Linked DNA regions of Homo sapiens: region 2 is linked to region 1. A link is an interaction called in ENCODE POLR2A ChIA-PET data of the cell type or tissue named here. Cell type or tissue: OCI-LY7. All regions are shown on one strand. Links, peaks and the distances in the headings refer to the core of each region. The heading gives the core; the rest is flanking DNA. Region 1 has its middle 9.8 kb from the start of BEND3. Region 2 overlaps PDSS2 (decaprenyl diphosphate synthase subunit 2).

What was found. ChIA-PET counts read pairs that join two places held together with the same protein. Peaks named below come from ENCODE experiments on the same cell type or tissue, not always from the same donor. Only the 100,000 strongest peaks of a DNase experiment are listed, where the experiment ranks them.
Region 2: POLR2A ChIA-PET joins it to region 1 with 6 read pairs; 3 of 35 experiments call an interaction of 5 or more read pairs at or near these places.

The regions. Positions count from the first base shown.
Region 1 is chr6:107,122,634-107,128,013 of GRCh38, forward strand. No RefSeq gene overlaps it. Among named protein-coding and RNA genes, the nearest start is that of BEND3, 9.8 kb to the left of the region's middle. RefSeq lists enhancers at 2,419-2,508, 2,519-2,598. In OCI-LY7, for the core only: a CTCF peak has its summit at 2,506 (motif pointing right); DNase peaks (open chromatin) are centred at 278 and 2,538; H3K4me3 peaks cover 679 bases; H3K27ac peaks cover 1,647 bases.
Region 2 is chr6:107,346,798-107,352,177 of GRCh38, forward strand. The region is part of intron 1 of PDSS2 (decaprenyl diphosphate synthase subunit 2); the gene reads right to left. Among named protein-coding and RNA genes, the nearest start is that of PDSS2, 110 kb to the right of the region's middle. In OCI-LY7, for the core only: no CTCF peak of the experiment used is centred there; no DNase peak of the experiment used is centred there.

The sequences.
Region 1 (5,380 bases), core at 84-5,083:
GGAGGCGGAGGCAGGTGGATCACCTGAGGTCAGGAGTTCAAGACCAGCCTGGCCAACATGGTGAAACCCCATCTCTACTAAAAATACAAAAAATTCGCTGGGCGTGGTGGCACATGCCTGTAGTCCCAGCTACTCAGGAGGCTGAGATACAAGAATCGATTGAACCCAGGAGGTGGAGGTTGCAGTGAGCGGAGATCATGCCACTGCACTCCATCCTGGGTGATAGAGTGAGACTGCGTCTCAAAAAAAAAGGAAATGAGACTAGAGACAAGGAGTGCATGTGAGGAAAGGCTGCGTGAGGACACAGAGAGAAAGTAGCCACCTGCAAGCCAAGGAGAGAGGCCTCAGGAGAGACCAAACCTGTCAGCACCTTGGACTTCCAGCCTCCAGAACCATGAGAAAAATTTATATTCCCTAGGAAGCTGACTCAGAAAGAAAAAATTATATTGTCTAAGCCACCCAGTTGTATTTTATAACAGCCCAAGCAGACTACTAGAGACCCTGCTCACAAGCAGCTGTAATTGCCTTTTTCTTCGTCTGTTTCCCTAGCTAGAATGTAAACTCCTGGAGGGCAGGACCGTGTCTGATCACTATACCTCCAAGTGCCTAGCACTGTGCCTGGGACATAGTCGACTCTCAACAAATACTTGCTGAAAGAATACCTGAGTTGTTAGACACCAGTGTTCCATTCCCTTTCCTTTCTGTATAGATAAAAAACTGAAGGGTTAAAGGTTGAGAGCAGAACCATCCCTAGTCTATAATGAATGGTGCCTTCTGGAATTGTCCCTGCATCACACATACCGTTTTAAGGCAGTGATCCAAAGGTAGGCAGCCAATTCATGGCAGGCCCACACTACACTAACTCTGCAGTAATAATAATAGTATCACATAGCCATAAAGTTCTCTTCAGCCGTCCTCTTTCCATAGTTGCCTTGGTCTTCTTGGGCTACCATAATAAAATACCATAGACTGGGTGGGCTGAGCAAGAGAAATTTATTTTCTCACAGTTCTGGAGTCTAAAGTCCAAGATCAGGGTGCCAGCATGGTCTCTTTCTAGTGAGGGCTGTTTTCCTGGTTTGCAAATGGCAGCCTTCTTGCTCTGATCTTCCCCACTCTAGCATCCCTGAGGGCAGGAGCAGGCTACTCTACTATCTCTTGTTTTTTTCTTTTTTTTTTTTTTTTTGAGATGGAATTTCGCTCTTGTTGCCTAGGCTGGAGTGCAATGGCGTGATCTCGGATCACCGCAACCTCCGCCTCCCAGGTTCAAGCAATTCTCCTGCCTCAGCCTCCCCAGTAGCTGGGATTACAGGCATGCACCACCATGCCCGGCTAATTTTGTATTTTTAGTAGAGACGGGGTTTCTCCATGTTGAGGCTGGTCTTGAACTCCTGACCTCAGGTGATCCGCCCGCCTCGGCTTCCCAAAGTGCTGGGATTACAGGCGTGAGCCACTGCGCCCGGCTGTTATCTCTTATGAAGGGCATTAATCCCATCATGAGAGCCCTATCCTTATAATCTCATCGAATCCTAATTACCGCCCAAAGCTGTAACTCCAAATACCATCACACTGGAGAATAGGGGGAACATATGAAGGACACAATCATTTAGTCCATAAAAATAGTGTTTTCAAATTTTGGTTTCCTGTTTGCCCTTGATGACAGGCCTGAGAGAGGTGGAACAGGTCCACCCCATTTTTACACAGATGACAACAATAAATGTCCAGAGAGATTACATGGTTTGTAATTCATTCCTTCATTTAACACATAATTATTGCAAGCTTAAATGCCAGGCACTGGAGGATTCTGCCTTCCCTTTTGTTTATTTTTTTATTTTTAATTTTTTTTTTTGATACGGAATCTCTCTCTGTTGCCCAGGCTGGAGTGCGGTAGCACGATCTTGGCTCACTGCAACCTGGCCTCCCGGGTTCAAGCGATTCTCCTGCCTCAACCTCCTGAGTAGCTGGGACTATAGGCACGTGCCACTGTGCCCGGCTAATTTTTGTATTTTTAGTAGACACAGGGGTTTCACCATGTTGGCCAGACTGGTTTTGAACTCCTGACCTCATGATCTGCCCACCTTGGCCTCCAAAAGTGCTGGGATTACACGTGTGAGACACTGCACCCGGCCTCTGCCTTCCTTTTTTTTTCCCTTAAAGAAAGTGACTACCAGAATGTGACTACAACCTGGGCAACATGGCAAAACACCGTCTCTACAAAAAATACAAGAATTAGCTGGGCGTGGTGGCCTGAGCCTGTAGTCCCAGCTACTGAGGAGGCTGAGGTAAGAGAATCAATTGAGCCTGGGAGGTTGATGCTGCAGTGAGCTGTGATTGTGCCACTGCACTCCAGGCTGGGTGACAGAGCGAGACCCTGTCTCAAAAGAAAACAAGAATGTGACTAATTTAACTTTGCTGCTCCTTGTGGACTTGGCCATTTGCATTCATTTTCCCCTCTCTCCAGCTCTGTTGTCCTGCAGACAGCAGGTGGTGGCAAATGCTGTTGCACTCGTTAGCCGTGCAGTGCAGGAGGTATGAAATCACACAGATGCAGATTTGAATCCTGGCTCCAGCATGTACTAAGTAAGTGACCTTAGGAAACTACAGAAGCTTTTAGTTTCCATTTCCTTATTCACACCACGGGGCAACCCCATCCTACAGGGTAGGTGTATACAAGGCACTTCTGGTTAGTACTGGTACAGTGGCTGTCATAAGGTTAGTTCAGTAAACGGTAGCTCTTATTTTTATTGGTCATACATGAGGCAAGTGAAATGTTGAAATAATTAGCCCAGACACATTAAAACAGTTTTGATTATTTTTTTCTATTCATAGAAGACAAAACAATAAACCAATCCAAAACTATGCTTCTAGTTTAGCAGCAAAAGCACAAAGGTTCACATGAACAGCCTCAATGCTTTCTGGAAGACACCTGTAGAGGACCACTTTACATTCACACCCCACCCAAAAAGTGACACAAATACCGCTCTATAATTCTGAAACATTTCTAAAATGTGATGGTCCTTAAGCCACATTCTCTGCACCCCCTGCCCCGCCCCTTAAGGAAAGGCGCGATGAGTCCCGTCCTTCTCTAGGACAGGTTCTAGTAGCCTCCATCACATGTGCATGTTGGTGGCCCTAGATCCCTGGGCTAAACAACCAGGTCAGTGGACAGCAGAGGCAGTGTGTGCAAGTCTCGGTTCATAGATCTGTGTGTATGAAATAGCTATTTTTATAATTTACTTGCTATTCTGAGTCCTATCCTTTTGGAGTCCTCCCCAACCCCAGGGACTTCCAGGGGCCTCTGCCCTCCGGGCATCTGTCCACTGGGGTTCTTGCAGAGCCATCCATCACTGGCTCACCATGCCCTGCAGGCAGCGGCTCTGCCATGCCCAACCAGGGACAAGGTCATCTCTTTGCAAGGCTGCCTAGAGCAGGGATATGTGATGCAAATGCCTGCAGGGAGCAGGCAAGGAGAGTTCATAAGTGAACCAGGTAGTTTGCCTACTAAATACGTGAGAACGCTCTTCACCTTTACAAAGAAATACGCTAGCTCCATGTTTCTTTCAACATGAGCCATCTTTAGTCTCTCTATTGTTTCCCCATTTATGGGAAAAATCTTGGGTAAAGAGGGACATTCCTCTATTGCCTAGAAAACAGCAGTGCCAGTGTCATGAATGGCAACTAATCTTTGGCCTCAGCATTGGGACACAGCAGGGACTGGTGGACACTGTGACAAGCTAAACCACCCATTTCTTCTCCAATACAGGCAGCCATTTGATGCCATGACGGACTGAACCCAGTATGGTCAAATTTGCCAATTCTTAAAGAGAAGACAAAATCTGATTTTTTTTTTTTTTTGAGGCGGAGTCTCGCTCTCTCTCCCAGTCTGGAGGGCAGTGGTGCGATCTCGGCTCACTGCAAGCTCCGCCTCCCGGGTTCACGCCATTCTCCTGCCTCAGCCTTCCAAGTAGCTGGGACAACAGGAGCCCGCCACCACGCCCGGCTAATTTTTTGTGTTTTTCGTAGAGACGGGGTTTCACCGTGTTAGCCAGGATGGTCTCGATCTCCTGACCTCGTGATCCACCCGCCTCGGCCTCCCAAAGCGCTGGGATTACAGGCGTAAGCCACCGCGCCCGGCCACAAAATCTGAATTTTTATGTGAAATTGCCTAGTTTTAAAATCCTGAATGACTGAAATTCACATGGCCAAATCCCATCTGCAGGTCAGATCCAGCCCAAAGTAACTCGTTTGTGACTTGGGACCTGGCTGCGGCCCTCAGCCACATCTCCAGGAACAGTCCTGCCTGCTAGCTAGGTCTCTGGAAAGCCCACCACCTGCTCAGCCCACCACCCCACCCAGAAGAATTCTGCTTTTGCCTGTGGCTCAAATCCTTTCCCTTGCTGGGGCTTAAGCTTTTAGAAACAAAAGCTTGGGGGAGAAAAATAAGCTTGAGCTTATTTCAGCTTTCTGCCCCATCTCATCTCTTCACTAAGAAAATAAACAGATTGGAAGTATCTGGTCAGAGGCAGGAAAGGGAAAGGGGAAAATACCAGAACAAAAGTATAGATTAATACCTCAGGCCAGGCGTGGTGGCTCACACCTGTAATCCCAGCTACTTGGGAGGCTGAAGCAGGAGAATTGCTTGAAACCGGGAGGCGGAGGTTGGAGTGAGCCAAGATCACGCCATTGCATTCCAGCCTGAGCAACAAGAGCAAAACTCCATCTCAAAAAAAAAAAAAAAAAGATTATCCTGCCCCACATACTTACTGAACATATTTGATCTGAGATTATTTACGAAAATATTGTAGTAAGGAAATCCCAATTCAGCCAAATAATCAAATATTCAATTTTTACAGTAAAATATATGTATGTAACACAGCATCTTCCCTTTTTATATTTTATATTTCTTAATGGTGAGGGTCTCTGTCATCCATACTGGAGTGATTATAGCTCACTTGTAGCCTCAAATTCCTGGGCTCAAGCAATCCTTCTGCCTAAGTCTCCCGAAGTGCTGGGATTACAGGCATGAGCCACCACACCAGGTCGCCACTGTCTTAATAATATATTAGAATGTTCACTTTTACTAGTATAGTACCTTGTTTATTGATTCTGCCAGGGGCAATTTCTGAATTGAATAATAAGGTTTTTGAAAAAAATGTTATACATTTAATACACCAAAAGGAGTTTAGCACCTTGAAGGTTTATCTGCCGAGTTAATAATAAACATATGATACTAGTTATTACTGAGCCATTGCTGATTTGAAGGACTAAAGCAACACAACCCCTATGCTCTGGGAAGATGATAAATTTAGGAGCAGAAAGTTCAGGCTCAAATTACCTTTGTTTCATCATTTTCTTTGGTGGTGGGAGAGAGATGCTGGTCTCA
Region 2 (5,380 bases), core at 166-5,165, 220 kb after region 1:
GTAAAAACTGTGAAACATTTTAAAAAATATTTTTCTCCTGAACATTTCCTTGAATCTTCTCTTGCTTATAGGTCTGGTGTATTGATAGAGTTCGACCAGCAGAGGTGTGCAGGCTCCTGCTTTATAGGCATGTTCAACAAGGCTCCCAGGCAGCACACAACAGAGGGTTGGTGGCCCATGAACCAGGGATCAAGGGAAGCCCTGAGTAGCCCCCATTCCCACGGAGGCTGGGAAAAGTCTGCAGTACAGTGAAAGTGCTGTCCAGGTTAAAACAAAAACAAAACCTCACAGACTGCAGGAGTAGCCAGGGTCTACCCTACAGCCAAGGAGTGTTACATGGAAATGAGGACCTGCATGGGCCCAGCTTGCAGCATATGGCCCTGTGCCCTTCCGGTGGTCTGTGGCAGCTGATCCTTTAAAATAGTCAACTTCCATACAATTCCCTAAAATTATATCTTCTTTTTTTTTTTTTTTTTTTTTTTTGAGACGGAGTCTCGCTCTGTTGCCTAGGCTGGAGTGCAGTGGCGCGGTCTCAGCTCTCCACATCCCGGGTTCAAGCGATTCTCCCGATTCAAGCGATTCAAGCCTCAGCCTCCCGAATAGCTGGGATTACAGGCGCCTGCCATCACGCCTGGCTAACTTTTTGTCTTTTCAGTAGAGATGGGGTTTCACAAAGTTGGCCAGGCTGAACTCCTGACCTCGTGATCTGCTCGCCTCGGCCTCCCAAAGTGCTGAGATTACAGGCGTGAGCCACTGCACCTAGCCTCCTAAAATTATATCTTTTAGGGAAGGAGGAGCTTACGCTTTTCTTCGTTCTTTTCTGAACACCATGGGTTCTTTCCTTGATGTTGGGCAGAATGTGAATTTCTCATGAGAAATAGCTGACTGAATGGCTAATCAAAAGAAATAATTTATATACATTATATGTTTTTATTTCCAGGAACATACTAAAGTAAGACAAGATATCTGTATTTGAAACCTAACAACCTATAGATTTTAACTGGCTTTTTGTTCCCATCTTAATGGCTATATGTTGTCCTAATTAATATTAAAACAATTAATTTTTAAAAGGTAAAAAAGAGTAAAGGACAACACTATAGCTATAAAGGACTAGGAAATGTTGAAAATGTTATGGTCATCACCGGACTTCATCTCAGGATGCCATCCCCCACCCCCCACACAGTTTTCCTTCCTGAAAAGTTGCCAGGCATGAGCTGAAAATGATAGCCTTTATTTCACTAAAAAAGTAATAGGAGATAAGTCATCGATCCCCTCCTACACCCCAAATAAGACAATGGAATTTCTGGATATCTATCGGCCTATCTTTTCGACTGACTTTTTTTGGGGTTAAGGTGATGGGCAACAGGAGTGGCAGAGTAGAGAGTATGCTAATGTTTTTATAGCATATACTATGAGCTATGCACTTTCACATGCACACAACAACTCTGAAGAAGGTACTGTGGTCATCTCCATCTTATAGGTGAGGCTTAGAGACAGGTTAGCGTCTTGGCCAATGTCAAAAGCAAGTGAAAGAATCAGAATTCAAAATCAGGACAACTTGACTCCAAAGCTGCTACCTTAGTTACTAAGTTATTTGTTGAAGTTCTTTGGTTCCCAGGAACCAATAATGTTGAGTCATTGCTATTACTCCAATGTGAAAGGGCTGATGGAACTCAGGAGTGAAACAAACAGGGTAAGTTTTGTTTATTATTGGTACAGGCTAAAAAGCCTTTAAATAATCACTGGAATATTAAACTTAAATCAAACAGCTATGGTTAATAGTTTTAAACCCAAATAAAAAAATTAATATCTACATTTATTTCAATGTGTTGACCTGTAGCACAATGTTCACTTCATGTTTCTAAACTGAAATGTTTCCATCAGTACAAAGGCCATATTATAACAACAGACAAATAATAAATAGTCCAAGCTTCTAAATACTGCTAATGGATACACCAGCGACTCAATGTTGGCCACTTTATCCCAGAAAGGTAAAAGTATCAAACTCAAATGACATAATAGCGAATATCTATTGCAGGCAGTGCTCTTAGCATTTTTTTTTAACTTACTTAAACTTCACACAAGCTTGTACAGTACTACTGTTATCCTAATTTTACAGATGGGGAAACTGAGACACAAGGAAGTAATAAGTGGTAGAGCCATGATTTTAACCCAGGGATTAGGATTCTAGAACCTTCAGCTATTCTCATCCTTCCTTTTTGTAAACAATCTCAAACTTATAGAAAAGTTACAAGTACAAAGAATTCTTCTTTTCCTGAGGCATTTAAGAGTCAGTTCCTATCTTGGTACCTCATAACCATGGGATACTTTAGGGTATATAAATTACAAATAAGGCCGGGTGCAGTGGCTCACGCCTGTAATTCCAGCGCTTTGGGAGGCCAAGGCAGGCGGATCACGAGGTCAGGAGATCGAGACTATCCTGGCTAACACGGTGAAACCCCGTCTCTACTAAAAATACAAAAAAATTAGCTGGGCGTGGTGGCGGGCGCCTGTAGTCCCAGCTACTCGTGAGGCTGAGGCAGGAGAATGGCGTGAACCTGGGAGGCGGAGCTCGTAGTGAGCCGAGATCGCGCCACTGCACTCCAGCCTGGGCGACAGAGCAAGACTCCATCTCAAAAAAAAAAATTACAAATAAGAACATTCCCCTAGGCTGGGCATGGTGGCTCATGCCTGTAATCCCAGCACTTTGGGAGGCCGAGGCGGATGGATCACCTGAGGTCAGGAGTTCGAGATCAGCCTGGCCAACATGATGAAACCCTGTCTCTGCTAAAAACACAAAAATTAGCTGGGCCTGGTGGCAGACACCTGTAATCCCAGCTACTAGGGAGGCTGAGGCAGGAGAAAAGCTTGAACCCGGGAGGAGGAGGTTGTAGTGAGCCGAGATCGTGCCATTGCACTCCAGCCTGGGTGACAAGAGTGAAACTCAGCCTCAAAAACAAACAAACAAACAAACAAACAAAAGAACATTCCCCTAATAACCACAATACAACCATCAAAATCACTAACGGGAATACATTACTACCATCTAATTTTCAGATCCAATTCAAGTTTCACCAATTATTCCAATAATGTCCTTTATAACAAAAGGATCCAGTTCAGAATCATACATTGCATTTAGTTGCCATGCCTCTTCGGCTTCCTTTAATCTGGAACCGTTTCTTAACTATTCCCTGACTTTCATGGCCTTTACAATTTCGAAAATTACAGGCCAGTTATTTTGTAGAAGTTCTCTCAGTGTGGATTTTGATGTTTCTCTGTGATTAGATTGAGGTTTTACATCTCAGGCGGGAAGATCATAGATAGAAACAATGTTGTATTCTTCCCACCTCAATTTCAGTTTGTTCCATGACAGCAGATTTCCACTTTGGCCGTCTGAGTAAGGTGATGTCTACCAGCCTTCTCCACAGCAAAGTTACACTTTCCCCCTTTATAATTAGTAATGTTTTGTGAAGAGGTACTTTGAAACTATATAAATATCTCATTCATCACACACCAGAGCAGGAAAAACGTTGGTGGGTACTTACAATGAGTTGCCTCTCTTGATCCAATATGGCATCATTAGCTCAATAAAAACAAAACAAATCAAAAAATAAATTGAGAAGATAAAAATGTATTTCTGTAGAGACAATGTAAATTTTCTTAAATGAATAAATATAAAGAGAACTTATGAAGTTTAGCTGATAAGCAAATGATTCAACAGTGAAAGTTTCAGGCCAGGTTTAGTGGCTCATTACTATAATCTCAGCACTTTGGGAGGCTGAGGGAGAAGGCCAGGATTTGGAGACTAGCCTGGGCAAAATAGTGAGATCTCATCTCTACAAAAATAAAAATAAATGTGAAAATTAGCTGGGCATGGTGGCACATGCCTGTCATCCCAACTACTAGGGAGGCTGAGATGCGAGGACTGCTTGAGCCCAGGAGTTCCAGGATGCAGTGAGCTATGATCACACCACTGTGCTCCAGCCTGGGTGAACAGAGCAGGACCCTGTCTCAAAAAAAAAAGTAAACAAACAGGGAAAGTTTCAATATTTCAGACAGTCATTATCTTTTCCCTGGGGGAAAAAAAAACAAAACAGTTCCACATTTAGTGAAATAATAAAGGCCACAAATACAGATTTTGCTTTAAATGGTGGCTTTTAAAAAGATGATGCAAAATAAATAAGGTCTTGGATTAAGCAAAGGGGGAGAAACTAGGAATTATACACAAATTAATTTAAATAAAGTCAAAAATTGTTTCCACCACATTAAAAGTAAAAAAAAAAATTGATAAAAGTAATGGGAAAAAAGTAATTACTCTCTTCACATTGCCAATATAGTTCCAAACATTATGAAGTTGAGGACAATGATAAAAGATGAAACCTTTGTCTCTGAGCACATCTGTCCAAAAGGTAATGAATTTCAGATATGAATAACAGATATTTGTATGCCCAAATGTAGAAAATGACTTCTCTTGGTATAAAGTTCTAAGATGGTTTTGTTAACAAATACAGCTGTATTGTTTGTATCATCTTGATATCAAAAGTTCTGCTCTTCCCCAAGAGTAGCCAGACCAATACTAAATTTAAGGATCAGGTGAATATTTAATATTTCAGGATTATTTTGTTTTTATTATTTGTGTATGGGTAGAAACTAGCAAATTATCAACAGATTATTTAAGCCTATCAAGATGCTTGACTATTTAGAATATGGTCCTCATCTTCAAATATTCTTTACTTAAATCAATGCCTTGTGAATGGTTCTAACTTGCATATTACTCAAGAGCTGAAAAGTTCTCTATAATATATAAGCACAATCGCCACTATATACACTGGTTTCCACTCAGTCTGGTTTCAAATACTGTGATATAAATACTGTGCAAGCTACTGCCTACATAAAAAATAGTTAAAATTTCAGTGTAATTATTTTACACAATTATTTAAGTAGATCTGAAAGGTCTAATATTCTCATATTTCCAAAAAAGCTATTATTCTCTATATCTGCATTCTTCCAAAATGTTCTTTTAACTAATCATATAGTGAGATCCAGTAATTTCCTACCAAATAGCATTAACACAGCCACATATTGATATACGTTTCTGAAACAATCTATCAGATGATGGAAAAATATTCTCATATTTTTGTGAAATTTTAGGAAAATGAGCTAATAAGACTTTTTGATAAAGAAACTTCATGAACAGAAACTTAACTTTATTGATTCAGAGACCTGAATTTTACAATATCACAGTTTTAAAATGTTGCTAAGAAATGTATTTAGTATTGAAGTAAACCATCATAAGAAAATTTCCCAAGAATACGTCATGTTTTTCAAAAAGAACAGAAGATTAACCATAACTGTTAAGTTAGTATTGCTATTATGAGTT